6 separate regions of the Homo sapiens genome follow, and all the other regions are linked to region 3. The links are chromatin loops, found by intact Hi-C in ENCODE. Cell type or tissue: endothelial cell of umbilical vein. All regions are shown on one strand.

Region 1 (5,000 bases), 210 kb after region 3:
GGAGGGATCCCATGTAACTTTCCTGCAGTTTCTCCCAGTGGTTATATCATATGTAACTGTAGCATAATACCAAAATCAGAAAACTGACATTAGCACAATGTGCATGTACAGTTCTGTGCGCTTTTATCACACATGCAGATTCATCTAACTGCAATCAGGATACAGAACTATTCTATCACCTCAAACATCTCCCTTACGCTAGCCCTTTTTAGTCATGTGCAACACCCCCATTCCTAATCCCTGGCAACCACTAATATGTGCTTCGTCTTAATACTCTTGTCATTTTAAGACTGTCATATAAATGGAATTATATAGTATGTGACTTTTTGAGATTGACATTTTTCATTCAGTAATATCCTTGAGATTCATCTAGGTTGCATGTATCAATAGTCTGTTCATTTCCTTTATTTTTATTTTTTATTTTTTTTGGAGACAGAGTCTCACTCTCTTGCCCAGACTGGAGTGCAGTGGTATGATCTCGGCTCACTGCAACCTCCGTCTCCTGGGATCAAGTGAATCTCTTGCCTTAGCCTCTCAAGCAGCTGGGATTATAGGCGCCCACCATGCCTGGCTAATTTTTGTATTTTTAATAGAAGCAGGATTTCAATATGTTGGCCAGGCAGGTCTTGAACTCCTGATCTCAGGTGATCTGGCCATGTTGGCCTCCCAAAGTGCTGGGATTACAGGCGTGATCCACTGTGTCCGGCCATCCATTCATTTTCATTGGTATGGAGACAGGTTGCTTAATCATTCACCTATTGAAGGAAATTTTGGTTGTTTCCAGTTTTGCACTATTACTAATAAAGTTTCTGTGAACATTCATGTACAGGATCTTGTGTGAACATGTTTTCATTGTTTAAATAAGTGCTCACGAATATGATTGCTGGATTATATGGTAAGGGTATGTTCAGTTTTCATTTTTATTATTATTATTTTTGAGACAACATCTCATTCTGTTGCCCAGGTTTGAGTGCTGTGGTGTGATCTCAGCTCGCTGCAGCCTCAACTTCTTGGGCTCAAGCAATCCTCCCACTTCAGCCTCCTGAGTAGCTGGGACCACAGGCATCTGCCACCACACTCAGTTAATTTTTTTTTTTTTTTTTTAGAGACAGGATTTTGCCATGTTGTCCAGGCTGGTCTCAAACTCCTGAGCTTAAGCGATCTGCCCACCTTGGCCTCCCAAAGTGCTGGGATTATAGGTGTGAGCCATCACTCCTGGCCTGTATGTTCAATTTTTTTTTTTTTTGAGACTCTGTTGCCCAAGCTGGAGTGCAGTGCACTCTCAGCTCACTGCAACCTTTGCCTCCCAGGTTCAAGTGATTCTCCTGCCTCAGCCTCCTGAGTAGTTGGGACTACAAGCACGTGCCACCACACCCAGCTAATTTTTGTATTTTTAGTAGAGACAGGGTTTTACTATGTTGGTCAGGCTGGTCTTGAACTCCTGACCTCAGGTAATCCACCCAAAGTGCTGGGATTACAGACGTGAGCCACTGTACCTGGCCTGTATGCTCAATTTTTAAAGCAACTACCAAACTATTTCTGGAGTGGGCATACCATTTAGTCATCTCACCAGCAATGTATGAGATATCTAATTTAACTGCATCCTTGCTACCGTTTGGTATTTACATTAATTTTTATTTTAGTTGTTTTAAGACTTGTGTAGTGATATCCCAGCTTGATTTTAATTTGTATTTCCCTGATGGCTAGTGATGTTGGACATCTTTTCATGGTCTTATTTGCTAATGTGTATCTTCTTCACTGATATGTCTCTTCATGTTTGAATTTGAAAAATTCAAATTATAATTTTTTCTTTCATGAATTATTCTTTTTGTTTTGCATCACTGTATTCTTTATTGTTTTTTTTTTTTTTTTTCTGTGCTAATATCTTTCTCCTCTTCTTCAGGCTCATCATTGATCAGAATGTTAGAGTCTTTGGTATGGTTTCATACATTCCTCAGGCTATGCTTTTTTTTCTCAATCATCTTTTTCCCTCTGTTGTTCATATTAGATGATTTTTATTGCTCTATCTTCTAGCTTCCCGATTCTTTAATTTTCATATACATTCAGTTATTGAGCCTCTCCAGGGAATTTTTTATTTCTGTTATTTTATATTTCATTTCCGTAATTTTCCATTTGGTTCTTTTTTTATAGCCACTAATTCTTTGCCAGGAATTAGTGTAATTGTTTCAAGAGTGTTTGCTGTCACCTAATGGAGCATGGTTATAATTGCTTTAAAATATTTATCTAATAATTTCAACATCTCTGTTATCTTGGGATTGCCATCTGTTAATTGCCTTTTCCTCTGAGAATTTTAAAAAAGGTTTTCCTGGCTCTTATGTATGTTGGATAATTGTGGATTCTCTCTTGGATATTTTGAATATTATGTTACAAGATTTTGGGTCCTAATAAAATCTTCTGGGGGAATGTTGATTTTTTTTTTTTTTTTTTTTGAGACAGGGTCTCACTCTGTAGCCCAGGCTGGAGTGCAGTGGTGCTATCTCTGCTCACTGCAGCCTTGACCTCCTGGCATCAGTTGATCCACCTCAGTGGCCCCCAAGTAGCTGGAACTTCAGGTGTGTGCCACCACACCTTGCTATTTTTTTGTTTTGTTTTGTTTTGCTTTTGCTTTTGTAAAGATGGGGTTTCATCATGTTTCCTAGGCTGGCCTCAAACTCCTGAGCTCAAGCAATCCACCTGCCTTGGCCTCCCAAAGTGCTGAGATTACAGGTGTGAGCCACAGTGCCCAGCCTGTTTTGCTTTATTTTAACAGGCAGTTAACTTAGTTGGCTTTGCTCTGCAAGTCTTGACCCATTTTCTTTAGGCTGTGCATTCAATGTTAATTTAATTTCAAAGCTGTTGCAGTGCTATTTTGTCTGCTTTACATGTGTGCCACCTAGGGGCCAGTCTGGGTCCTGGAGAGTGTTCAATGTTGTAGTTTAGTTCTCAAAGTCTTTGCTATGTTGATTCTTGTCCATTCCATAGCTCACGGATGATCTCAGGACTTTACACATTGATCTAAAGGCTCTCGTCTTTAGCTCCTTCTACTCTGTGATGTTCCTCACACATAGCAATTCTTAGGGTCACTCTTTCCTGGTGCCCTAGTTAGGAAGCTGGTACTTTAGCGTTTCTGTGCTGTTGCATGCTTCCTATGACAGCGTGCACTTCAGGGCAAAGCAGCAAGTCATGGAGGCTGCGGGGCTGCTATCACCACTGCCACCACTGCAGGAGTCCAGATTTGTTATGGGTGTTCACCGGAACTAGGGTTGGGAGACGCGACAGAGCTCCATACTGCAGGGACTCTTTTGTAGGTTCTCTGGTGAGTGTAAGAGTGTGTGTTTTTATTTTTTCTCTCCCTTGGAGCCTTTTCCATATGTCACAATTCCAGGATTTCGGTTGCCCCAAACTCTATGTAAGGCAATATGAGAGGAACCAAATTTTAAGAAAAAGGGAAAAAAATTTACTGCCATCTGGGTTATTTGCTGAGTTTGATTTCTCTGTGCAGTCTCTCTGCTTCTATTTACTTTTCAACATTCTTCAATAACTTTTTTCTATACTATTTTAAGACATATTAGTTGCAGTAAGTGGGAGATAGGGTGGGATGGTCTTAATCCATCCTAACTGGAAACAGAACCTTAAATCTTGGCTTTGAAGTAAAAAGGTCATGGTCCAGATATAAGGCAGGATAATTTGGAAGAATATTTATCAAATTTTAAAAAATTTACTCTCTAGGAGTCTAGATAAATTTGTCTAAAATACAAATGGATGAGACTATTAGGAAAAACTGAATGGAAATAGTTTTAAGAGGGACCCTGTACCCATCTCTTCTCCCCTACCATGTTATCTCCAAGGTGGAGACAACACAGCCCCAAATAGCACTTGGGACCTGAGTGTAGAGGAGGCTAGTGCTCCACTTCCACCTGAAGACCTGGGCGGTAAAAGCCTTCCAGGGAATCTGTGCTCTCATGGCATGAGAGTGGTAGAATAGAGATGACAGGGGGTCATTGAGGCAGAGATAGTCCCACGGAGTTACTCTTGGTACCAGGGATGTCAAAGAACAGCTGAGGGTTCTCTATGTCTCTGAGAAAAGGGGGAGAGAGGTCTCATGGTCAGGATGAGAGGTCATAGCAACAAAGGGCCTGTGGCCCTAGAGACAGGAGCCCAAATTTAAATGTGGGCATTTCAGTAGAGTTCAGCAGTGAGACAGGGAGATGTGGCGGATTGCTCAGGACCATCCAACATCGTGAATGTTGGTAAGGGGAGAGATCAGACCTGTGTACAAATTTGGGAGCAGTGAGTGCATGAGTGGTATGGTATTTAAAGCCATGAGCTTGGCTGAGGTGTGGGTGAGAGGAGAAACTGGCAAACGCTGAGTCCAGGACACTCTGAAGTTCAGAGGATGGAAAGAGGAGGAGGAAATGATAGAGACTGAGAAGGTTGGGCCAGAGAGGTGGGAGGGGAGGTAAGATAAAATGGTGAGGAAGAATGAAGTACTGTGCCAAACACCACTGCTGGGGTCACGCAGGAAGAGGTTAGCTTTGGTCCGGCTCTTATATGTGGAAACATGGAGCATGGAGATCACAGAAGAAAAGTCAGTGGAGTGGTAAGGACAGAGCTTGACAGCCATGGATTTAAGGTGGATAGAATAAAGAGTTGTGGACAGAAACAATATACACTTGATCTTAGCTAAAAGGTGGAGAAGCAATGACAGAAGATTGACAATTATTTTGAAGAATTCTGATGTTAATAAAGATACAGTGCAGTACTTGGAGGAACTGATTTTTATTGTATGGTAGCAATCTTAGCGTGTTTGTGTGCTCATTAAAGGGTGTAAAACTGATGATCCTGCAAAGGGTACGAGATGCAGCCAGTGCAGCAGGGGGGAGCTGTCTTTAGGTAGGGACAAAGTGAGTCAAGCCATTGTGTCAGGAGGGAAGGCAGATGGTGTTAGTAAAGACGAGGCAAGCTGGTCCATTTGGTGGAGGGATTCTGTGAAAGTTTTA
Region 2 (5,000 bases), 170 kb after region 3:
GACTTGCCATTAAAAGCATTGTCCAAAATCCCCTGTTGTGTGGACTTTGAGCACACTTTACACAAGAATCTAGAAAATCAGATCGCGATTAAGAGACAGAGAATCTTGGATTAACCGCATGGGAGATGTTCTTCCTTTTGAAGTTTCATTGGAGCATTTTCAATGATGTTAGCCTGATTTGGGGTTTCTTCAAGAACATTCTACCAAATTTTTGTACTATTTCTAGGGAAATTTTTCAGACTTTAAAATTCTAATGGTAGTCAGATTTCATGTCACTAAACAAGAAATCTGACAATAGTGCCAGGAAACTAATTTCCTGATACATTAAAAAAATTCCATGCACCACTTGCAATGAGAGATGACTGAAAACCAATGAAGCAGACAGCAGGGGTGTTTGAGAAATAATGCGTACCTAAACAGGCATATACACAGTTTCCAAATTATAGTCACACACATTCCCAAAACCATCCACACCAGCTTAATCACACGACAGTAATCCTCCCACCCATTGTCCACAATGCTAGTGTCTTGATCCAAGTACCTAGGGATGGGAAACGGGACACCTGGGCTCAAGACAGCTTGTCCTATTGTTTCTGTCCATGGCTTGTCAGCCTTGCATTCATTCCTGGCCTCACACTGACATTCCTAGACTCCGTGTCTCTTAGCTTCCTTCTCGGTTGCACCTTATAGTGGAGGGGAGAATCCAGGGTGGCCCCTCTGTCTGTCTCGGGTGAGTCTGGCAGCAGCTACTTGGGCAGGCCTAGGTCCCCAGCTCAGGGGCAGCTGGGTCTTGGGTCTTCACTGGCTTGTGGGTTGCCCAGGCTCCTGGCTGACTTCTCAACTCTCCCCACATCAGTGTGGCCACTTTCTGGTATTTATTGTTTCCTGTCCTTGAGATGGGCTTATTTCCTGGTGGGCTCTGAGGGACACTCCCATGCTCAGGGGCTCTGCTTAGCAGTTTGCTGTGTGACTTGGAGTGGCCAGGGAGGTGTGTGGGGACCTTGGTGTGGGTGCATGTGTGTGGTCTGTGCACTCTTTAATGTGCCTTCCCTGTGATTCTGAGATTCAACCCAAAATGAGGGTCATTCAGCATCTACTGAGCCCACATGCCCTTCTAAGTGCTAAGAGCAAGAGAGATCCTTGTCCCAATCAAAAACTTCCTTCCCTTCCACCTTCTCAAGCTCTAGGGTCTGTAATACAGATTTGCTTAGGGTGGAGAGTGAGTCTCCTTCCATTTCTCCCTCAGCACTTCTTGGTCCCTTTGTTGAAGCTGTCCAGGAGAAATTGGAACCCTCAAGGAGACTTCAGGGTCCTGGGATGTGGCTGTGCAGTCATCTGTGCACCCAGGGCAGCATGCTAAAGGCTCTGCTCCTGGCTTCTCACTCCAGCACGAGCTGCAGGGGCTGGACTTGCTACTATTGTGCGCTCATCTGTCTCCAAATTACCAAGTGCCCCCAGACTTCAACTGGATGTCACCATGCCCCTGTGGGTGCAGGACCCAGTGTGGGATAGCCTTTCTATCCTCTGACCAACCAGATGATGTTTATCACCAGGCTCTGGGGCAGGCTGAGGATGCAGGTGCGGACCATTGCCCCAGGCAGTAGGGGACTTGCAGGTTAATTTCTTTCACACCTCAACCCAGGCAAGTGTGGCCAGGTGGGCCCGCCACTTCCTAGGAGGACATCTTTGATAAAGCAGAGAAAAAAAACCACACAGAAATAGAATTTAAGGCTAAAGAGGAGGCTGCTATTAGTAAGAAAAGGGCTAGTTTGTTTTTGAGGTGTTTTGTCTCTGCACTGCCTGGAAGTCTGTCTCGCTGGGGGAGCTGTCACAGAGCCTGTGGCCTGAGCACCCTCCTCCGGGACAAGGCAGAAGGTAAAATGACTTCTGAACATGAGATTCTTTCTACAGGTGTCAATGGCCAAGCTGCAGCTATTGGCACTGCACTGCCCTCTGCTGGCTATGTGAGGTAGTGCACATCAGCCACCCCCAGGTGGATCTCTGTTGATCTAATCGGGCGACATCCCTGACCTTACAGGTGAACTCTATACCCCCTGACACGCAGGAAATGCCGGTTGAACAACACATCTTGTTCTGATTGAGTAAACATGAACTTGTTGGATTAGTTTATGTCGGCCTAAAAGGAAGAAGCTGAGGCAAAATTGGTAAAAGTAGAGAAGTAACTGGGTCCAAGCTTGAAGACTGCAACCCAAGAACATAGATTCAAGTTCCCCTGAATGAACACTCTGATTAGCAGCACTTACAAGTGGATTTTTAAAGGTAAAAGGGACAGGGAATGGGCTGATACACAGCTGTCTGCCAGGAATTCTCATTGGTTTACAGAAATGATATTGATCAATGGCTACACATTGTTAAGCCATAGAGTGTGGGTTCTAGTATTCAGTGTGGCATTATTAAGTTAATTTATAGCTACTTGTGGCAATAGCAAGCAGTTCCAAGAGATGAATACATAGTTAAAAAGGGGGAGTGATTGATGTCTTTTTCTTGAGACAAGGTCTTGCTCTGTCACCCAGGCTGGAGTGCAGTGGTGCAATCACAGCTCACTGCAGCCTTGACCTCCTGGGCTCAAGCAATCCTCCCACCTCATCCTTCTGAGTGGCTGGGAATACAGGTGCACGCCACCACAACCTGGCTAATTTTTGTATTTTTTTGCAGAGATGGGGTCTTGTGTGTTGCCCGGGCTGGTCTTGACCTCCTAGGTTCAAGCGCCCCTCCCACCTAGGCTTCCCAAAGCATTGTGATTAGAGACGTGAGCCACTGTGTTTGGCTTATTGTCCCATTTTAATGTCTCTCTGGCTGTAATAATTTGAAAGGTCTCAAATTCCTCAGATGAAAGTTATTTTCTTTCCTCATTTGGCTACCAAGATGTCTCTGGAGCTGACGTTATAAATGTCCTCACATGAGTGTTACTTGAATTCCTCGGGAGACGACCAGAAACTTGGTCCCCTTCCTCACCCCGCACTGGCCACTCTTTGACTTTCAGGCCCTTGTGCCACGCTGGTATCATTGGCTTGGTCCCCTTGTGGGGGCTTCCCACAACCTGGGCACTGGCCCCTTCCTCAACCCCTCCTCCATTCCCAGCGCTGGTGATAAAGACTCTTCTGAGCAGGAATATAATGACACCAACATGGTTCACTTTCGGTGCTTTCAGCAAGGCAGAGAGAATTAGGAATGTAATTGGGATTGTTCTGATGGAACTAATTACCCTGGATTTCAAAAATCGTTGTCAGCGAGTTCACTCCATGTTTTCCTCTAGTGCAGTCCTTAAGTGATATGCTCAGAATGCCTCCCACTAATGTGAAAAAAAAATGTTAATAATTATCCAGCCCTTTGTAAATTGGAAAATCAGCACGTCACTAGTGAGTTAGTCAAGAGTTTACCTCAGGAAGCCTGCCACGCTCTCACATAAAAGGTTGGGCTTTGGTGTCAATTGCAGAGGTGGCCACGCTCCTCCTGCTGCCTCCTCGCGGTCCAGTCTCATCACAGCGGTGACAATGCCACCTTGACCAGAAACAATGAGATGATGGTTTGTCTTTATAAATGACAATAGGGACAGTGGAATATGTTAGAGCATGAGCTGTGCGTCTCCTATACCTTTATCCTTAAGCCTAGCACTAAGCCACGTTTTAAAGCCAGGTGTCCATCATATATTGTATTATCCGGTAATTCCACTCCTGCTCCTGGGCTTGCATGGAGAGAACTCATGTGGCCCAGGAAACATGGACAGGAATGTTCATAATTGCAAAGGCCTCGGTAACAAAAGCCAGAAGTCCCCAAATATCCATGTGCCAGAGAACAAATGCAATGAGTTTGGTGTGCTCAGATGATGAAAAACAGTGAAAATAAATGCAGACACCTTCACCATCAGTACAGAACCATCTCAGGTAACATTCTAAGTGAAAAAAGCAAATTGTAGAATAGTACCTACAACATGATTCCATTTATATAAAGTTTGAAAATGGACAAAACTAAACAATATGTTGTTTAGGATTACGTGCATTTCATTGTAAGACTAGGGGAAAAAACTCCACCAGGGATTGAGAAACCCCAATTGAGATCAGGAGTTTCCTCTGTTGGGAGGCAGGGTGCATTTGGGAGGAGGGGGGACCCCCAAGGACATCAAAGATGTTCTGTTTCCTAGGTTAGGAATGACTTTCACATCAGGGCTTCTGGGTTCCATTGCAGCTTACTCATATTTCAGTACTCCTTGGTATGTATGTAATAGTAGAATATCATCTCATTAATCACCACCCAGACATTAGGCTCAACTTATAAAATAAGGAAGCAGTGCTAGTATAAGAAAATAGTACTGCTCTGCTGGTGCTTAGTAGTTTTTCAGTTACCACGTACATGAAGGAGAGTGATTTCTGACCGATTTTCATGGAGTAGGATCAGCTCTGCAGATGTGAGCTTTTAATAATAGCTAATATGTATTGAGCCATCGTTGTCAGGCCCCTTGTGTGGAACTTCCATCAGCGATCCTGCCTGGCCCTCTCCCCATCTGTGTTATCCCCAAATGCCAGATGAGGACACAGCCTGGGCTCAGGTCTGTGTGAGGGTTGGGACTGTGCGGCCACAGTGTGTTATTCACATATGTGCACACATACACACCTGTGCGTTTCCATGCACATTCATGCACACATTGTCATACATGCACAGCCATGCAGAAGTTTACTTACTAGGAAAAGAGTAGCACTCAGTTCTCTGGACTTCACAAGGAGAGGAGAACACAGGTATGAATGTCAGTCCTTGGCATCCCAGCGTAGTCTGTGCTGCGGTGGGGTGGGGTGGGGGCTGGTAAGAGTTCTCCTTTAGGGTCTCTTTCAGTGAATGTTTTGTAGGAAGAAAATTTTAAAAAGGGTAAAATCATGACTGCCATACAGAAATGAAATGAACATGTGTGTTATGGAAATAAAGCCAACCCGCCAGTGGTAGGCCTTTCCATGTCCAGTCTAGGAGAGAGAAAGCCCCAGTTATGT
Region 3 (5,000 bases):
CTGGCTAACACGGTGAAACCCTGTCTCTACCAAAAATACAAAAAATTAGCTGGGCGTGGTGGCGGACGCCTGTAGTCCCAGCTACTCAGGAGGCTGAGGCAGGAGAATGGCGTGAACCCAGGAGGCAGAGCTTGCAGTGAGCCAAGATCATGCCACTGCACTCCAGCCTGGGTGACAGAGTGAGACTCCGTCTCAAAAAAAAAAAAAAAAAAATATATATATATATATATATATATATATATATATGTGTGTGTACCATCCTGGCATGTGGACTATTTAAGTTAGAGGCACTTGCAAAACAGCAGGTTTAAGATCACTCTGACCTTCCTTCTGTTTCTTAAAAGCAGAAAATGAAATTCCCATGTGGAAGATGTCCTGTTTATACCAGGGAAATAAAGCAACATTCTTATCATGGTGGCCATGCCTCCTTCCCCAAGGCCTTACCGACCCACAATCCACCTCCAGGAGGGCTACAGCTGCACAGATGAAGACCCCAGCTCTTGTCAGTGCTCACAGACAGCTCACCACCAAAGGAAAGGCAGCAGGCAGCCTGGAGACACCTAAGGGAAAGAAAATAACCAGAGGAAAATTAAATTAAGTACAATCGTTTAATCACAGACATCCTGTGACCACTCTTCCATCCATATCCATATTTCTGCCACAAAAGTATTAAGTACAAAATTGGCTGCCATATGAACAAAAAGACTCGCATCTATGGTTCTTTTCACTTCATATTTCCCAAACTCAGGGTCTGTTTTAGAAGATTAACTGAAATATAGTTCCCATCTGACTACTAAAACAGCCTCCGAACAGATCCATCTCTCTTCCTGCTGCCTCCAGGGCTTCCTGCCCAGATGCACAGAGCTGACCTTCCAGGGCAAGGTCTGGCAGCTTCCAGGGCTCCTCTTCCTCCTCCTCTCTTCCTGCCTCATCATCCCCATTCCTGCTGCTCACTCACAGCCCTAAGAGCACATTCTTCCAGCCCATGGGGATCTGGCATGCTGCAGAAAAGAACAGCATGGAACCCATGACCCTGGGGAGAGATGCCAGCGCAGACACAGAGTAGGCACTGCATGGCATCCTCCCTGTTTATTTCCACAACAGACTTGAGAGGTTCCGTGCAGTTACTTTTTCAGATGCTGGTATCATTTTGGTATTTGTCCCTGTGCAAATCTCATGTTGAATTGTAATCCCCAGTGCTAGAGGTGAGGCCTGGTGGGAGGTGTTTGGATCACGGGGGCAGATCTCTCATGGCTTGGTGCTGTCTTTGTGAGTTCTCCGAGATCTGGTCATTTAAAAGTGTGTGGTATCTCCTCCCCTCCTCTTGCTCCTGCTGTCGCCATGTGATGCACCTGCTCCCCCTTCACCTTCCACCATGATTGTAAGCTTCCTGAGGCCTCCCCAGTAGCAGACGCCAGCATTATGCTTCCTGTACTGGCTGCAGAACCGTGAGCCAATTAAACTTCCTTTCTCAGTCTCAGGTATTTCTTTATAGCAATGCAAGAATAGCCTAATGCAGATGGGATCATGAAGGCCCAGCAAAACAAATTAACTCAGCGAAGCTCACACCATCAGTGAGAGGCAGAGCCAACGTTTAAACCTGGTTCTCAGCACACCCAAAGCCGATGCCAATTCTATGGCACCTTCCTTCAAAGCTCTCTACAGGTGTGCCTCCAGAGCTCAAGCTGCAGCTGAAGTCAGCCCCAAAGCTCTGCCCCTTGGCACAGCTGGTGACTTTCCCTCTGGACTCCCTAGGCCTTGACAGCTGTCTGCTGCTCTCATGTTTGTCAGCAGAGATCATCGTGGGTCATCATCTGGTCCCTGGTCATTCCCTTTCAGCCTGTAGCTCCTTGGGTCCTGAGGTATCTGTGTCTGGCACCAATCGACTTGAGAAAGATCAAGTGCAGCGAGTGAAATAGTCCTGAACTAAGGTGCGGGTTTCCTGGGTTCTGGTCTTGATTCAGCCAGAAATGGATGGTGTGATTTGGGTTTCTCCTCCATGCCCATTCCCAGCGACAGGGCAATGGGAACCGTTGCCAAGTTCCCAGCTCCATATAGGCTGCTGTGCTAAGGAGAAGGGCAGGCTCTACATCCACTTCTTCTAGACACAGGCAGTCACCTTGCCTCTCTGTGTCAGTCTCCTTCTCTGTTTGAGAGGAACGACACAGACCTACTTCACGGGGCTGCTGCCAGGACTGTCATTCTAGAAAGGGCCGCCCTGTATTAGCTAAATGCTTGGTAACCAGCTGCTAAAGGTGTTCGCCTTTGTTCTTTCCCCTGAAAAATGCATTCAGCTCTTTAGAATTCTCTTTTTTACCTGTCTTGGATGTCTATAAAGTCTAGAGGATATCTACTTTATCTTAAGCAAGGTTTCTACAAAGATAAAACTGGATAGTTTCACCCAATTTTTACAAGCCTGGTTCTTGATGCCCAAGAAGCCGCCACCAGAGGGCAGACGAGGACAATATTTATAGTTGAGGAAAGTGTGCAGGGAGGTGAAAAGCTGTTATTTTGAAGATGAAGATGGTCACTAGGTCAAAGGCCTCAAACTGTTGAATAATTCCAAGGATTTCCTTGCCTACTCTCAACTATGCTTGTCTTCCAAAGGCCAGAGAAATGAAAAAATAAAAAATAACAATAATAGAAAAGGGGACAACTTTGGAATCATACAGACCAGACCAGATCAGACTTAGAGGATTTCTGCAATGATCTAGCGGGCAAATAAAATTAAGGAAAGGACGAACCTAACCTCTGTCCACCACGTGCGCCCCACAGTCCACAGCTGTGAGACTGCCCACCACTCTGGGCCCACACAAGGTTAGATAGCCCTGGCACCCACCAAGTTCCGAGACCCTCCCAGACACCCCCACAACAGGATAACTTCCAAGTGCTACACACAGAAAACACCAGCCCTGGTTCCTGGGACATAGTTGGCCCTTGAGAAGTAATTTTCTGTCTCAGAAGGTGAGAAACACATCCCCAACAGGTGTGTCCTCCACTCACAGAGGCGCCAAGGATAGTGCTGCAAAGCTAATTTTCCTTGAGATTTCAGAGGTCTTTTCAAATAAAAAAAATGGAAGGGGGAGATAATTTAAATACAAGGGAGGCTCTTTTTCCTGGTGTTGTGAGGAGGCAGGTCCCCAGGCCCTGGCACAGAATCAGCACCATTTTCACAGAGGTACCTGGCTTCCTCTTAGTTAACTGTGACTGTCGGGGAACAGGATGATACTGATGGCTCAAACACAGTCTCTGAGGCATCATGTGCCTCAAGGGAACTAGTCGAGCCATTTGTTTGAATTACATGACAGATCTCTTAGAATCCCTTAAGAGTGAGTGTTTTTCGGGGCCTGTCAGGGGCTGGGGGGCAAGGGGAGGGAGAGCATTAGGACAAATACCTACCACACAAACACACACCACACACTCACACCACACCACACTCACACCACACAAACACACCACACAGCATCACACACAATATACACACACCACACAGCACATACCCACCCACCACACACACATCGCACACACCACACACCACGCACCACACAAACACACCATACACACAAACACCACACACACACCAACACATTACACACACATCACACAGCACACACCATGTATCACACACACACCATACCCCACTCATACCATACCACACATACACCACACACTACACACAGACCACACACCACACCACCCACACACATGTCCTATACCACACACACACACACAGACACTACAGGCCTAACTCCATGAAATGAGGGCTACAGGAGAGTCAAGAAACCTCTTCTGTTTCTATGAACAAGATCAGTCACTGTCTTGCTTTAGGTGACTCAGGAAACCCCAAAAGGCTATGACTTCAGAAATGGGGCCTCGACACCAATTACAATGGCTAGTGCGTGCATGAACTAGTTGGTCTGCAAGTACAAGATGTATAAATATACAGGGGAAAAAACATCAAGTCAGCGACTTCCGCTCCTCAGCTTTTCTTTCCTTTCTAAGGGCAAAGGGGTAATTCCTTGCAATTCCCTGACTGATAAGAGTGAAGGTCAAATTGGGCCAACATCAAGGCTCTGGGAGTCTGCAGGAGCATGGGCATTTGGAATAAAAGAAACATGAGGTAACCAGAAAAAATAAGGGAAAAAATTGTAGCCAAAATCAGACAATGCTTGGCAGCAGTGAGTGACATAAGGCAAAGAAATTTCCAAGCATGAATGTGACCAACCCCGTCAACACGTGCAGCCTCATTTTCTCATCCTGGTTTGCTTTGGGTTTCTTTGATAAAATGATGGTGATGGCACAAAGACAGTAAGCTAACAAAGGCAGAAATGCTGACAGCAAGCATTCATCAAGGATACTGATTTTTATAACGACCCTCTGGAGTTTACAGATGTGACAACAGGGGTACTCAGATTTTCAGGATGAGAAATCTGGGGGTGAGGAGGTAAAGTGACCTGCAGTGGCGGGGTACCCCACTGGGCAAGATCTGCAGGCACAGGCTCCCATCATGCCAGGCCAGGGGACAGCGGTGACCCACCTGGGTCCTTACCACATCCCACAGGCAGGTCACCTTGCTGGCCTCACGCCCAGGAAAGGGGGCATGGAGGTTTGCACCATGTCACACTGCCATGAGACAGTCAACAGCAGAGCACACAGGCTGCCCAGCCTCAACAACACATGGGTGCTGGCGCGCACAGAGCATGGGGAAGAGGGTTTAGAAATAAGACCCATGGAGGCTGGGTGCGGTGGCTTATGCCTGTAATCCCAGTACTTTGGGAGGCCAAGGCGGGCAGATCACAAGGTCAGGAGATCGAGACCATCCTGGCTAACACAGTGAAACCCCGTCTCTACTAAAAATACAAAAAATTAGTCGGGCGTGGTGGTGGGCGCCTGTGGTCCCAGCTACTTGGGAGGCTGAGGCAGGATAAATGGCATGAACCCAGGAGGCAGAGCTTGCAGTGAGCCAAGATCGCACCTCTGCACTCGAGCCTGGGCAACAG
Region 4 (5,000 bases), 310 kb after region 3:
AAAATATGAAAGAGTTCCCTTAATGTTTAACCACTGACTTAATCTTTCATTAGAAATTGAGGATCCCTGGTAAGTCCAAGGTATGCATGTGATGGAAGTTCTTGTTAATTACTCAGAAATTGTGCACTAAGTACAAATGGGAAGCTTCTCTTGGGAGCTGTAACTCTACAGAAAATTCGCCTTGATTTTATTTTATGACTCTGTGAATTATATGTGTGATCAATTTCCATTTTCCTTGACTGCTAGGATGTTCTTCGTCAAATATGTCAAATAGGGAATATATATTTTCTTAATATTTAAGTTCACTTCCTGTTATGGCCTTTAATTTTCCTCTTTTTTTGTCCTTCTTGATTTATTGTCTTATATTTTATGTATTCTCATAAATTGCTTTTCCTTATTTTTCAAATCGAGGTAGAGGAGTTTGTAAACAAACTTAAAAAATTAGTAGAACTATTTGAAAGATTCTATTTCCTTACATAAGTGGACTGCCATGCATTTGCATATATTTGTTTTTAGAAAAATTTATAATGATCTGTCATCTGCAAGATCATTTTTAAATTTTAATTTTCTCTGGATTCTTTTTGATTGCAGGATATTTCATACACTTGAAAAAACACAATTTTTCCTGGAACAAGCATATTATTGGAAAGCCTTCAAAAAGTTTATCAGGAAGACTTGCGAAGTGGCCCAATATGTAAATATGCAAGAGAGTTTCCAGAACAGACTATTGGGTAAGTCAGTAGCCTAAACTACAGGAATGGGGGATGCTTTCCCCTTTTAGTGAGGTGACATAATTTCCTGAGAGTCCATCCTATTTAACAAAGCGGGGCTTAAAATGGGTGGCTCTCCAAGCACAATTTGGCATTGTGATTACTTCATATAATTTTTTCTCATCAATTATGACAAGACTTACCAGAAGTCCTGGTTTGACTGAGCTACATTGTTCCTGCAAAATTTATAATAGTGACTGCTTTTACTCTCAAGACTGTCCTGGTTTGGGTGATAAATACTTCTATATGCAGACTAGTCATGATCCTACTCACAAGAGTCCAGATTTTCTGTTGTGGCCCTTCTCACTTTACTTAGCATTAAGATTGATGCTCACACTGGGGACAACTCCCCATGAACCTATAGAAGAAAACACAAACTGTTTTTCTCTATACACACACTCAACACTTCCAACACTGCTGTGACCATATGTGTGGATTTGTTCCACAACAAGCAATTCTCCACTTCTCCATTGACACTAACTGGGTGTCCTACAATTCGATTCAATTCTCGCACTGTCTGCCTGGAATTAGCATCAGATCCTGCAGGTTAAGGGCTCAGTCCCACAAGATTGCCCCTACTTCAGACGCCAACCCCAAGTCCAGGCTTCCCTTCTCACTTCTGATCAATTGGGTATAAATCAGGATTCCCATGAACCCCTCGTTGTGTTCAGTAATTTGCTGGTACAAGTCACAGAATGCAGAAAAACAGCTTACTTCCTAGGTTACTGGTTTATTAAGCAGATATAATTTAGGAACAGTAGATGGAAGAAATGCATAGGGTGAGGTATGTGGGGGCATGGAGCTTCTATGCCCTCTCCAGGCCTATCACCCTCCCAGCACCTCCATGTCCTCATCAACCTATGAGCACTCTGAACACTGTCCTTTTGGGTTTTTATGGAAGTTTCCTTATGTAGGCATGATATATTAAATCACTGGACATTAGTGATTGACTCAACTTCCATCCCTCTCTCCCCTACCTAGAGGTTAGAAGGCAGGTAAGGGAATGGGAGGAGGGAGAACCTGAAAGTTCCAACCTTCTAATTACAGGGTTGGTTCCCCTGACAATCAGCCCCCATTCTGGGGCTATCCAGCGCCTCTAGTCACCAGTCATTCATTAGCCTACAAAAAGACACCACTTCCTACATTCCAAGGGTCTTAGCAGCTATGTGCCTGTCAGGAAACAATGGCCTAGACCAAATATATATGTATGTTTTTATTATGTTAATGGCTCACCTCTTTCCTTATCAGCTTCATAAAACCAAAAATTCCCTAAAATATAAATATTACAAACTCATAACTGTATGATTCACAGGGAGTCCTCCTGTTCCCCAGAGATCTACTTTTTGGAAAGATGCCAGCATGTAAAACTTGCACTTCTGACCTCTGCTTTTTTACTCTAGAGCTGGTTGTCTATTTCCATCTCTCCTTGGGAATTATCTTCTGCCCTGGTTTTCCAGCATGCCATGACACTGCTCCATCACAGTGGGGTTATCAGCTTCTCCTTAGAAAGCCTGCATCTTGGACGTCAGGGACTTGGACAGGAAATGGGAGTTTCTCATTCCTTTTCTGTGGCTATTACGACCTTGCCTTTTCTTATTTCATGCTGTTTTTTAAACTGCTACTTTTAGAGGCTGCCAGAGATACTCCCTCTGTAGCTCTCAGTATCAAATCCACATATGGTAAGATGGGCCTTTGCATTTTCTACAGATTACACTATAAAACTCTTCTGTATAGCAGCAGTATTGGGTTGATGGTAACTTCTCCAATGAGTTGGCCATGTTCTTCTGGGTTGAGTACTCATCCTACACTTTAACTTTCTCCTATACTACCTGTCCTCATTATCACTTATTATTGCCCACTTTTGACTCTTTTCAGAAACAGGCTACAGAGAGTGATATGCAATAGTGGCAACAGGCTTGTGGTTCAGAAGTCTCAATGATACTGATAATTGCAAATATTTATTGTGCTTTCTATGATTATCTTGTTTAATCCTCATTCAACCTGTGAGATAGGTACCATTATGATTTCATTTTCAGATGAGAAAATTGAGGCTCAGAAAGATTTTATTCCTAGCATAGGTCTCAAAAGTATTAAGCATCAAAGTCAAGAATGCAAATCCAGGAAGTCTCACTCTGGATCCTGTAAGCTTAACCACTCTACTTTCTTTGGACAGACCCTTGCTGGGGGCTGATCTCTGTGAAAAGGCTTGCACTGTCACAGAAATATAACTAGTCTTATTAAGAAACGGAATTTAAAAAAAATATTTTTACTAAATATGTATATTATTTTATTAATTTATTTTTTATCTTTATTATTTTCTTTCTTCTAGTAAATTTAGTGTGATTGTTGTTCTTTTTCTTGTTCTTGACTTTCAGATTTTCTTATTTTCTAATAGGTACTTTTAAGACAATAAATTTTCCTCTATGCCGAGCTCTAGGTATATTTCACACATTTTAATATGTCATTCAACTGCCTTCTGGCATGTAAGAGAAGTCAGTTGGTAATCTTATAAAAGCTCCATTGTATGTTATGAGTCATTTTTCTTTTGCTGCTTTTAAGATTCTCACTTTGTCTTTGACTTTCAATAGTTTCATTATGAGGTGGCTTCGTATGGGTCTCTTTGGGTTTATGCTACTTGAAGTTTTTTAACTTCTTGCATTTGTATATCCATTTAGTTTTCAAATGTGGGGTGTTTTCAGCCGTTAATTCTTTAAATACACTCTCTGCCCCTTTCTCTTTTTCTCGTCTTCTGCATGTGTACATTGGTTGGCTTGATGGTGTCTCATAAGTTCCTTGGGCTGTGTTCATTTTTTTTTCTTTGCTCCTCTGATTTGATTGTTTCACATGGCCCATCTTTAAGTTTGTGGGTTCTTTCTTTTGCCTGAATTTCTAAATTCAGTTATTCTATTTTTTAGCTCCAGAATTTCTGTCGGGTTCTTTGTAAATACAGCCATGCATCACTTAATAATGTGGATGCGTTCTGAGAAATGCATTGTTAGGCAATTTTTCCATTGTTCAAACATCATAGAGTATATTTACACAAACCTAGATGGTATAGCTTACTACATACCTGGAGTATACGGTTAGCCTATTGTTCCTAGGCCACAAACATATACAGGTTATTCTACTGAATACTGTAGGCAATTGTAACATGATAGTAAGTATTTGTGTATTTAAGCCTATATAACAGAAAGGTAAGGTAAAAATATACGATTATAATCTTACGGGACCAAGCATCATTATGTGGTATATGACTGTAATCTCTCTCTCTTTGCTAATATTCCACTTTGTTTATAAACCATTTTCTAGATTTAGTTTTGTGTTTTTCACTGTGTTTTCTTTGAGTTCATTGGCCATATTTAAGGTAGTTGTTTTAATTTATTTATCAAGTAAGTCAGAGGCCTGCATTTCTTTAGCGGACAATCTCTGGAGATTTATCTGGTTCCTTTGAATCATTCATGTTACTCTGTTTTATTTTGGTATGTCTTGATACGTTCTCTTGAGATTTGGACACTTGAAAAAAATTTCCACTTCCCCCAGCTTTTGTAGCATGGCTTTGTGCAGGGGAAGACCTTCATTGCCCAAAATGTTTTAAAGGCTCAGGGTCTTTTAAATCTTTTCTGAAGATGTGTATTCCCTAAGCCTAAGTGTGTGTTTTTATTCCACTTCCCTGCATACATACTATCTGCTTTAAAATGTATTATTCAGTCTCCTGGTTCATCTCAAAAGCCTTGGATGTTTATTGTATTCCTATGTCCATAATTGATTACTCCTAGCCGCCTGCAGGTCTGCAGACTCCCTGCAGCTCTAACATGCCACAGTGACTGACTGCTGCTTTCAGTGGCCTCCAACCTGGCATCCAAACTATGCCACTTTTCTCATCTGTGCTCTACATCAGGCAAGACAGAAACCAGTCACTTCGGCAGCCCCTAGGCAAGCCAAATATTGCCAGCAAGTTCTATTTTTTCCCTTGTATACTGAGGGAGGAACTTGAAATTGATACACATCTTCCTGACAGTGGCATATTGTGCCATGAAGGGGATGAAGAGTGAATGAGAAAAATGTCACAAAATTTCACAATGAGTGTGACATTTTCTTGCATTATTAGGGATTTACCTGGTTGTTGCATCTTCTTAACTGATTTCTAGTGCAATGGTGCAATCTCACCTCACTGCAACCTTTGCTTCCAGGCTCAAGTGATTCTCCTGACTTTGCCTCCCAAGTAGCTGG
Region 5 (5,000 bases), 90 kb after region 3:
TTTGAAAAATCAGAATTTGTACTCAAATACATTTTTCCTCTTCTCAAAATGCTCATAAGCAGGAGATTATCTGCATATCTACAAGTAAAGTGAAAAAATTAGGCATAAAGTGAAAATATATGTCAGAGAATGTTGGATCTTTCTAAATACTGAGGCCGATTATGTGGTAGAAAGATGATTATGTCATAAAGTATAGAAAATAAAAACATTGAGATATTCTTATTATAAATAAATTATTCTTGTATCATGTTTTAATTTCCATGGCATCATTACCTACATTCTTGTCTGATCTGGTTTGCAAATATTTGTAATTTCAATCACACTGCAAAAGTCAAAAGTTGGCTAGGTGTGGTGGCTCATGCCTAGAGCCCCAGTGCTTTGGGAGGCTGAGGCAGGAACATTCCTTGAGGCCAGGAGTTGGAGACCAGCCTGGGCAACATAGCAAGACCATTGTCTCTAAAAAAAATTTAAAAATTAGCTAGATGTGGTGCTGTGGGCCTGGACTCCTAATTACTCAGGAAGCTAAGGTGGGAGGATCTCCTGAGCTTAAGAGTTCAAAGCTTCGCTGAGCCATGATCACACTAATGCCTTTCAGCCTGGATGACAGAGCAATATCCTGTCTCAAAAAAAATAAAATAAAAATAAAATAAAAAGTTTCTTCTAAGGAATGATAACACTTCATTATCACTGAACTTATGATTTCAGCCAGTCAAGAAGGTTATCAACTTGGATGAATGCTGTACTTTTTTGTTAATCCAATGGAGAATAGAGATGCTCTTTGGTCATGACAGCTCCAGTTATTATGATCAATTAAAAAAAAAAGAATAACCTTCTTGACTAGGCACGGTGGCCCATGCCTGTAATCCCAGCACTTTGTGAGGCCGAGGCAGGTGGATCACGAGGTCAGGAGTATGAGACCAGCCTGGCCAACATGGCAAAACCCCATGTGTACTAAAAATACAAAAATTAGCCAGGCGTGGTAGCACGTGCCTGTAATCCCAGCTACACCGGAGGCTGAGACAGGAGAATTGCTTGAACCCAGGAGGTGGAGGTGGCAGTGAGCCAAGATCACCCCACTGCACTCCAGCCTGGGCGACAGAGCAAGAGCAAGGCTCTGTCTCTAAATAAATAAATAAACTTCTCTTGACCATACAATCCCGTAGCTAGAGGATGCTGTGACTTGCACAAACAAAAGCATTTGTCATGCTTGGCAATAACCTAAGAGCGTGTATATGCAGTGGAACAAACATTTGACATTGCAGTATGAAGTCTTGATTACTCATGACTGGACCACTGAAGATGCTTAGAATTCATTATGATATTATATTAGAGCAGGATAAACCACAGAATTAGAGTTAATTCCTGCACAAAAACTATCTTCTCTTTAACCAATTCTGATATTACCTGTCTCCTGCTAGATTTCTAAGGCTATACTCGTGTAACAGAAACAGACTCATGTTCAGTTCAAGTTGTCAAATACCCACCATTATGAAAAGTCTTGATTTAAAAAAAAATTTTCAACAAGAGAAAACCAAGGCTGCTAACTGTTGCTGCAGTCGTTGGAACAACAGGATTTCTTTGAATGTTCTCTGTATCAACTTATCCCCTCAAACTCTCACAAGCGGTTACCACCGGGTAAGTAGCCCTTATTATTTTTGCCAGGGTTGTATAGGGCTTTCTGGGTATCAAAAGTGTCTCCTACTGAACTGCGCCATAGCTGTTGGTGTCTATTGGCCTCACCAAGCATATGCCAGATAGATAATCTTCATTCCCATGAAGCACCATTGGTAATATACTCATTGTACTTTCTGTAGATCTCAAAATCCAGGCAGGCAACAAGTTTACACTTAAGCCAAGTGTTTGGAGTTCTAAACGCGATTCCATATAAATATGGTTAAGAGCTTTAAAAAAAGTCTCTCAACTTATAAAACAGAAATATTCTCAAAAAATAAGATATAAGGAAGAATGTTCACATGATAATTTTATTATCGACACACAATTTCCAAATACTTATTAGTCTTGAAAAAAATGCATTAGATGAGAAATTTGCAAGCAAATTTGTCTAAAATTAAGGATTCCTTTACTAAGTGAATCATTACTCCTGCATCTCATTAGTAAATTCTTTTTATGTTTTATTTTTGTATACTGGTGGGGTGTTTTGTTTTGTTGTGTTTTTAGGGTGAGACAGTTATACTTATTTGGAAAACGTGATGCATGTCCCCAATTTTTCTGGACCGCTCTACAGTAACTGTGGTTCCCAGCCAGAGCGGCATGAGGAGGACTGAGGCCTGACTCTCTTCCTGCGTCCACGTCCCCACGTCCCCACGCCCCCACACCCCTGCAACAGTAAGGCCCTGCTCCCACCCCCGCTGCGTCCCGCCCGGTTCCCCGTGGCATCGCTGCGCTGCCCTGCCCTGGTCCGGCTCTGGGCTACGGGCAGTTGACAGGCGGCGCCCGCGCTCCGCTTCCTGCCCTGATTGGCCCACCGCTCCCCCTCAGGCTTCCCCTATTGGCTGACAGTGCTCCAGCCGCGCCCGCCGGTTGGCCGTTCAGCCGTTGCCCTGGCGACGCCGATGTTGTGGTTCCGCGGCGCGCTGGGAGTTTGGGTTTGGTTGGCTGCAGCCAGCCAGCCGTGTAAAAACTCCAACGCCGGGCGCCGCGGGCAGCACCCACGGAGACCCGCGGGGAGCTGGTGAGCCTGAGCGGGCTGGAGGACAATGGGGGCGCCCACTGTGGTCCCGGGCCTTGTCCACTGTGCGGAGCTCGCAGTGCGGGCAGTGCGCGCCGGGGCTGGAGGGAGGGGACCACCTTGTCGCCGGGTTGGGATGAGCACAGGGCGGGATCTCCAAGCCTGCCCAAGTCCCGCGGCCCCTTGGTTACCTGTTGCTTATCCTCTCTGTACTTGCTGTGTCCCTGGCGTGGACGTGCCTGTACTGGATACCCGGCGTGACGTGCCCCCTCTGTGTGCCCCGCACGCACGTGTCTCTGCTGAATACCCCGCGTGAATGTGCCCCTGCTGTGTACCCGGAGTGCGTACGTCCCTGCTGTGTACCCTGTGTGGACGTGCCCTGCTGTCTACCCGGCGTGCGTGTGTTCCTGCTGTATACCGGCGTGATGTGCTCCCTTCTGTTTACCTGGCGTGGACATGCCCCCTGCTGTATACCCTGCATGGAAGTGCCAGCGCTAGGCGATCGTAAGGCGCCTGCAGGCGTGTCAGGGCGAGGCGTACAGACCGACCCAGAGCGGGCGCGCGGATTTTGCTTTTGCAGCTGCAGCTCCTGGCAACTGGTCAAGCAGGCAGCGTCCAGCGCACCCGCGAACACCAGGTCCGGCAGCATCTGTCTTTTCCCGCAGCGTGCAGCGCCTGACCATGAGGAACACAAGCAAGGAACTTCAGGGCGCCACGCACCGCTACGCTCCCTGCGGTGAGTGCGCCCTGAGCGCGTCCCGGCCAGAAAGAGCTGGGTGCGTGCACTCTGCTTGCTAGACACGCTGTGGACCCAACGTCCTCTATGTGGGCTGGAGGGGGGTGTGAACGATGGAGGACCAAGTGATAAAACTAACAAGTCAAAGAAAGCCACAAACTGCTCCTGTGCCTGAGTGTGAAATCAAGACTTAAATATGAGTGGGGGGAGTCTTGTTTTTCTTTATTTTCAACAAGAGAGAACCAAGGCTACCTATCTTGGTTCAATCTGGAGCAACAGGATCCCTTGGAAATTTTCTTTGTCATAGTTCAACCCTATACAATTCTCACAACTGCGTTCCTGAATGTTGACCTGGGAAGTTTCTTCTCTAGCAGAATCCCCTAGGAATTTCACTGAATCCCTAGCCCTTGCTCCTACTTTAGACCCCAAGCAAGTTAAATATACATTCTGGGTTTAGTGTCTGGATACAGGAAAAGGAATTCAGTGAGGTTCATGTCTTCTTATGTGCCAGGGTTTGAAGTGGAGGAGAGGGGAAGGAAGAAGAAGTCTTGAGATGCTGTCTTCTGGGTTTTTTTTTTTTCCTTTTGCTATTGCTTTTTTATTTGTGAAAGGCTGTAGGAGGGTAGAGAAGAGGGTCCTGGGGATCAGCTGGGACAGCTGAGTTGCAGCTGGTCGGCACCCTGGAGCCAGCACATTTGCTCAGAAGTGAACCAAATGTGACCCTTCTTCATACTCTAAACATGCTGCTAGCCCAGAGCTCTACCTTGTGACCACTATTGAAGATAGTGTGGCCATGCTGGGGATTGGAAAGGGGACAGCACAGAAGGCCTGGCTGATTTGCCTTTTCCCAGTAGGCTCTGGAGCCTTTATGTGACTTCTGGGTGCCTTCTAGTGACCTTGTCTGTATGAACAGCAGTAAGGAACACTAACAACTGCCAGGCACTGTTCTAAGTGCTTTGTATTAATATACACTAACTCATTTAACCTCATAACAATGCTACAAGGTAACATTACCCCCATTTTATAGAGTTTGGAGTAATTTGCCCAAGGTCACACACTTCGTAAGTGGCTCCACAGCTGTTCTGTGAGGCCACAGCAGCCTAAAGCAGGAGCCTGTGCCCCTGCGGGTATGTGAACATATAACACACTGCCTTGTGCCTTAGAGACCAGAAGAGCTGGGGGATCTTCAGTTCATCTCATAGACTGTCACAGACTGTGTTTCCTCACTGATTAAATAAGAGTACTAATATATGGCAAATGAGAAGGCAGGGAAGGCTATATATATATATAAAAAATCTATAGGATAGTAAATGACTGATATTGTACAAGTGCCAACAATTTTTTGCATGATAAAAGCTGAGATAACTCTTAGTCCCTTTAACCCTCTGTGTGTGTGTGTGTGTGTGCGCGCGCGTGCGTGTGTGTGAGGTGGTCACAAATGGTTCTTACTGATCCAGGCCCTCATTCTCTGAGTGCCTCCTTTGTATGCATTTACAAATGGCCAACCAGATTCGAGTTCAGTGCCTGTCCACAGCTTCCAGTAATGAGAAGAAGGTAGAAGACACACTGTTCTCT
Region 6 (5,000 bases), 680 kb before region 3:
CTCTTCTGTGATCAAGGTCTATTGCTCCCCAGTTCCCAGACGATGACTGAATGATGACCAAAAATACTCTGGTCTTCTCCCTGACTGGCTTGGAGCAGCAACGCCCATCTACGAGTCCCCTTTGCATTCCTATCTGCTGGGTTACATTTCTTATCTAAGGTAAAGTTGGGAAGCTAAACCCAGATCTTTTGGAGAACCAGCCACTTCACTCAGAGGCCCCCATTATGCCTGGGAGGTTTGTCTGTCCCCAAATTCTCCTCCTATCTCTCAGTTCTCCTACCCCTACCACTCAGTTCTTTTTTTGCATACTTTGCTGCTAAGGCTGCCAAGTGATACCATGTCACAGATGAAGGGATTGAGGTGGTGCCATCATATAGGCTCATCCACTACAGGGTGCTTATAGTTCTTGAAATTGGCACCAGCCAGAAGAGTGTTTGATGGATAAAGTTTATTTTCTTTTTGCTTTTATTATTATTATTATTATTATTATTATTTTGAGACAGAGTCTTGCTCTGCTTCCCAGGCTTAAGTCCATGGTGCGACCTCAGCTCACTGCAACCTCCACCTCCTGGGTTCAAGCGATTCTCCTGCCTCAGCCTCCCAAGTAGCTGGGATTACAGGCACTTGCCACCACTCTGGCTGATTTTTTTGTGTGTGTGTATTTTTAATAGAGATGGGGTTTCACCACGTTGGCCAGGCTGGTCTCAAACTCCAGACCTCAGGTGATACCCCAGCCTCGGCCTCCCAAAGTGCTGGGATTACAATCGTGAGCCACCGCGCCTAGCCAATGAAGTTTATTTTCACGTTGATTCCCAAGTCTAGGTCTCGAAAATGACATGTCTCAAGACCATAGCCACTTTGGCACTGTAAGGCCATTGTTCCCCCAGCAATCTGTGTGCAGAGATCTAAGGATGATGGCCCATACACTGAGGCCTCTTGAGTTTGTCTTTAGTCTCCTTTTAGATTCTTTTATAATAGCTTTATTGAGACATAATGCACATACTGTGCAATTCACATATTTGAAGTGTACGATTCAATGGTTTTTAGTATATCCACCATCACTGCAATCAATTTTAGAAGATTTTCATCACCTCATAAAGGAAATTTCTTTTGTTTTATCTCCTGGTATTTCTTTATAGTTATAGACAGATGGTAAAGATGGCTGAAATGTGGGTGGGGAGCACAAAGGGGGGTGAGGAAGTTGCATAGTAGGAAAGGGAGAAGGGTCTGCACTGTCCTGCCTGAAGGAACTTACCATAGTGATGATGTGAGCTGTTATGTGCACTGAGACGGGAGACCCCCAGACCAATGCATCAGTCACGTGAAGATGGGGGCAGCCTCGGCCCCAGCAGTACGAGGAGTTCACCTTGACCCTTTGAAAAGCTTACCAACCCCTGTCCTGTGTGATCACTATTACAGAGGATAAACTAGTCATATGGGAAATGGGTCTCAATGTTTCACAGTTTGAGATGCTGAACATCCACAAATCCTGTCAAATGACTTCATGGGGATTACAGAAAATCCTATTCAATAATTTTTAAAGGTAACTCTATCTAGATATTATTTAGTGAAGATTCCTTGCCAGGCAACATCTGAATCACTTAATGTGTACTAACTCATCTGATTCTCACCACAATCTTGGCATGTAAGCCTGATTGCTTTTCCCATTTGACAAATGGGAGAAGCTAAATAACTTGTCATTGTACTAGAGTGTATACAAGGCAGAGCCAAGATTTGAAGCCAGGCAACGTGGCTCCAGCATCCACATTTCTAACCACTAAATTTTCCATTTCACTAGCTTTCCATTTTGAACCTAGCCACTAACATATGCAGCCCTCATCTTTGCAAATAAAGTTTTAAAATACGGCCTTCTGTAGTAAGTGACGCTGCCCACCAGGGGGCAGGACTGCCCCACAATGCTCTCAGTCACTCCCTTCATTCACTACAGTCCCTGGCCCACTGAGGTTGTAAATTGAGCTCAAACCTTTCTGTGAAAATGCAGGGCAAAGGGCAGAAAGAGGGAACCACTCAGGGGAAATGGCTCACTGGGGACGTGTGTGCACAGAAGTCCTCTCCGTGCCATAGCAGAGGACACAGGCTCTGGAATCCCGTGGGCCAAGTTTTCGCAACATTCTGTGCTAGTTGGCTGGATGCCTCTATACAAAGAAATTAAAGCAAAGAGAAAAGCAGGGGGTAAAGGGGACCATAGAAGAAAAAATTCTTCATATTTTTCTTTGCCTGTCTCCCGACCATAGCCAAATCACTAAACTTTTCTGACCCTGACCTTCATGATCTGTAAAATGGGGATGGGCCAGCTGCTATGTGACCCCTGGAGAAGAAACGTCCCGTCAGCAGGGCCCCTCCTGTCAGGGAGAACCTCAGCCGCCTTCAACAGCTCATTTCCAGGCAGCTAAGGTCACCTCACTCTTCTTGAGCCCTTCAGTGTGGAGCTGCCATTGCAGCTCTAACAAGTTAATCATAAGCCACCCCTCATGGCGCCAGGGCGAGGCTGTTTATAGACTTATCAACTCATGACACACAGGGTGGTTCACGTGACTTAAGCTTTGAGTCCTATATCTTGGCCCAGATGGCAGGAAGGATGCTTTGACCCATGACCACTCTGGTTTGTTCCTGGGTTGGACATTCCTTGGGCTTTCTTCAGTAGAGGGAAGCTTGAATACATAAACCATAGCTAACATGGGAAGTGCAGACATTGCGTTCTGCAAGCAGTAGGCACTCAACCAATGTCTGCTGTGCTGTCCTAATCGGCTGAATGTGGCACAGGAATCCAGGAGAGTCGATACGGCCTGGGAAACCATGCAGAATCTCCCCAAGGAGGAGGCACTTCTCCATATTCATTCTACTCTGACCCAAGCACGTGGCAGGGCTTGCTCTGTTCTTTGCAAAAGAGACAGTTTGATTGACATTTTCCTCACCTCCATCTTTCCTGCTCTAAACCACAAGCCAGACAGACAGAAAGACAGCTCCATTACTTCAGTGCTGAGCCAGTCTCCGCAAGGAGACAGCCTTACGTTGACCAGGCAGTGGGCTGGCGGGTGAGTGACGAGTGACAGGTGTCAAGTGTGAACCTGCCTAGGTGCTCCTGAAGCCTGACCCTGGCCTTCTTACACATCCGTCTGGAGGACATTCCCAGTGAAAACTGAATGCCTGCAACTTCATCAGCCTTTAGGGGAAAAAAATGAAGCCACGTTAACTTATAAAATAATAATAAACTTGGAAGTTAGACATAGAGGAAAGTACACAAATAATAAGGAAAAAGCTCCATTAATTTTCACAGTGAATACACCCAAATGAAAAAAAAAAAAAAAAAAAAAAAACAGAACAGCATCAGTGCCTCAAAAGCCCCTCTAATATTCCCTCCCAAACAGCACTGTCTCTTTCCTCCCCAAGAACTGCCATCCTGCCCTCTACTGCCACAGGTTAGTTTTGTCTGATTGTGATATCCATATAAATGAAATTTGATAATAAGTACTCTATGACAGGTCTGGCTTTTTTGGCCTGTGGTTATGTCTAAGTTTCATCCGTGTTGTTGAGTGTAGCCACTGATAACACCTAGACCACCAGGTCTCAACTCAGTCCTTTTAAAGTGGGCCCCAGGTATCTCAGGGCCTCCTCAAGAGGTGCCTTACATGTACTTAAGAATAGGTCTGCCTGAGGCACCATGCAACACCAAAAGATCACAGTGCTTCTAGTACTATGGGCTGAGTCAATCAGGCTGCAGAAGGCAGGGAGAGATGCTGAAACTCACTGCTCCAACCCAACCCAAGCCACATCTGTTACTGATTTGAGACCTTTCCTCATTTCTAGTGTAAGCATTTAGTGCTATAAATTTCCCTCTCAGCACTACATTAGCTGCATCCCATGGATTGTGATATGTTTTATTTTCTACAGAATTCATTCTGTTCTATGTTTTAAAAAAATTATTTTTGAGACTTCTTTGATGGGTTATTTAGAAGAGTGTTGTTTAATTTCTAAGTAATGAGAAATTGTTAATCTTATTATTATTAAATTTAACTTTTATTCCATTATGATCAGAGAACATGCTCTGGATGATATCCATTTTTTAAAATTTGTTGAGATTTTTTTCGTGGCTGAGAACATGACCTATCTTGGTGAGTATTCCATGAGTGCTTAAAAAATGCATAATTCTACTATTCTGTGGAGCATTCTACATACCAATTAGATTCTGTTGGTTGCTTGTGTTGTTCAGTTCTTCTGCATCCTTTCTGACTTGTTGTCTAGTCATTTGTCTTAGTCTGTTTGGGCTGCTATAACAAGAATATTATAGAATTATAAAATGCAAACATTTTTTCTCACAGTTGTGGCGGGTGAGAAGGCCAAGATCAAGATGTCAGCAGATTTAGTGTCTGGTGAGGGCCCATTCCTCATAGATGGCTCCTTCTAGCTGTGTCTTCACATAGTGGAAGAGGCAAACAAGTTCCCTTGGGCCTCTTTTATAAGGCCACTAATCCCAGTCATAAAGTCTCTGCCCTCATGACCCAATTACCTCCCAAAGGCCCTATCTTTCAATGCCATCGCATTGAGTATTAGGTTTCAACACATAAACTTTAAAGAGACACAAACATTCCAACCATGGCATTCCAACTCTGGCCCCCCCAAATTAATATCCTCCTCACATGCAAAATACATTCATTTCATTTCAATTTCTCCAAAAGTCTTAACTTGTTCCAGCATCAACTACAAAGTCTAAAGTCCAGAGTCTCATCTATAAATATTATCCAAATCAGATAAGGGTGAGACTCCAAGGTATATTTTATCCTGAGGCACATTGCTGTCCACCTGTGAACTGTGAAACAAACAAGTTATGTGCTTCCAAAATGCAATGATGGAACAGGCATAGGATAGACCTTCCCATTCTGAAGGGAAGAGATAGGAAAGAAAGGAATAACATGTCCTAAGTAAGTTCAAGACCCAACAGGGTAAACAGCACTTAATCTTAAGGCTTGAGAATAATCCTG

The links. Hi-C counts contacts between places; a loop is a spot of excess contacts. Peaks named below come from ENCODE experiments on the same cell type or tissue, not always from the same donor. Only the 100,000 strongest peaks of a DNase experiment are listed, where the experiment ranks them.
Region 1: a loop joins it to region 3, with 20 times the contacts of the local background. A loop is called at or near these places in 24 of 110 quality-filtered maps.
Region 2: it touches region 3 in a loop (23-fold over the local background); 94 of 110 quality-filtered maps call a loop at or near these places.
Region 4: it touches region 3 in a loop (11-fold over the local background); 2 of 110 quality-filtered maps call a loop at or near these places.
Region 5: it touches region 3 in a loop (2.7-fold over the local background); 2 of 110 quality-filtered maps call a loop at or near these places.
Region 6: it touches region 3 in a loop (7-fold over the local background); 18 of 110 quality-filtered maps call a loop at or near these places.

What each region holds. Positions count from the first base shown.
Region 1 is chr7:48,152,076-48,157,075 of GRCh38, forward strand. No RefSeq gene overlaps it. Among named protein-coding and RNA genes, the nearest start is that of ABCA13, 17 kb to the right of the region's middle. In endothelial cell of umbilical vein, a CTCF peak has its summit at 2,905 (motif pointing left); a DNase peak (open chromatin) is centred at 2,896.
Region 2 is chr7:48,108,392-48,113,391 of GRCh38, forward strand. UPP1 (uridine phosphorylase 1) reads left to right here. Exons shown (of 9, transcript NM_003364.4): 9 at 1-345. LOC105375271 (a long non-coding RNA gene) reads right to left here. Exons shown (of 4, transcript XR_927253.3): 2 at 4,701-4,841; 3 at 3,402-3,522; 4 at 2,784-3,313. Among named protein-coding and RNA genes, the nearest start is that of UPP1, 22 kb to the left of the region's middle. In endothelial cell of umbilical vein, a CTCF peak has its summit at 1,968 (motif pointing left); a DNase peak (open chromatin) is centred at 1,960.
Region 3 is chr7:47,942,952-47,947,951 of GRCh38, forward strand. It overlaps PKD1L1 (polycystin 1 like 1, transient receptor potential channel interacting), which reads right to left. Exons shown (of 57, transcript NM_138295.5): 2 at 445-560. Among named protein-coding and RNA genes, the nearest start is that of PKD1L1, 3.0 kb to the right of the region's middle. In endothelial cell of umbilical vein, a CTCF peak has its summit at 2,436 (motif pointing right); DNase peaks (open chromatin) are centred at 2,490, 3,210 and 4,010; H3K27ac peaks cover 4,040 bases.
Region 4 is chr7:48,248,621-48,253,620 of GRCh38, forward strand. It overlaps ABCA13 (ATP binding cassette subfamily A member 13), which reads left to right. Exons shown (of 62, transcript NM_152701.5): 15 at 592-731. Among named protein-coding and RNA genes, the nearest start is that of ABCA13, 80 kb to the left of the region's middle. In endothelial cell of umbilical vein, no CTCF peak of the experiment used is centred here; a DNase peak (open chromatin) is centred at 2,111; H3K27ac peaks cover 2,006 bases.
Region 5 is chr7:48,032,939-48,037,938 of GRCh38, forward strand. It overlaps C7orf57 (chromosome 7 open reading frame 57), which reads left to right and starts at 2,605. Exons shown (of 9, transcript NM_001100159.3): 1 at 2,605-2,692; 2 at 3,270-3,425. The coding sequence starts at 3,371. It also overlaps a transcript of SUN3 not described here. RefSeq lists a silencer at 2,484-2,763. In endothelial cell of umbilical vein, no CTCF peak of the experiment used is centred here; a DNase peak (open chromatin) is centred at 2,523; H3K4me3 peaks cover 932 bases; H3K27me3 peaks cover 1,633 bases.
Region 6 is chr7:47,264,519-47,269,518 of GRCh38, forward strand. No RefSeq gene overlaps it. Among named protein-coding and RNA genes, the nearest start is that of SNORD151, 200 kb to the right of the region's middle. In endothelial cell of umbilical vein, a CTCF peak has its summit at 1,896 (motif pointing right); a DNase peak (open chromatin) is centred at 1,903.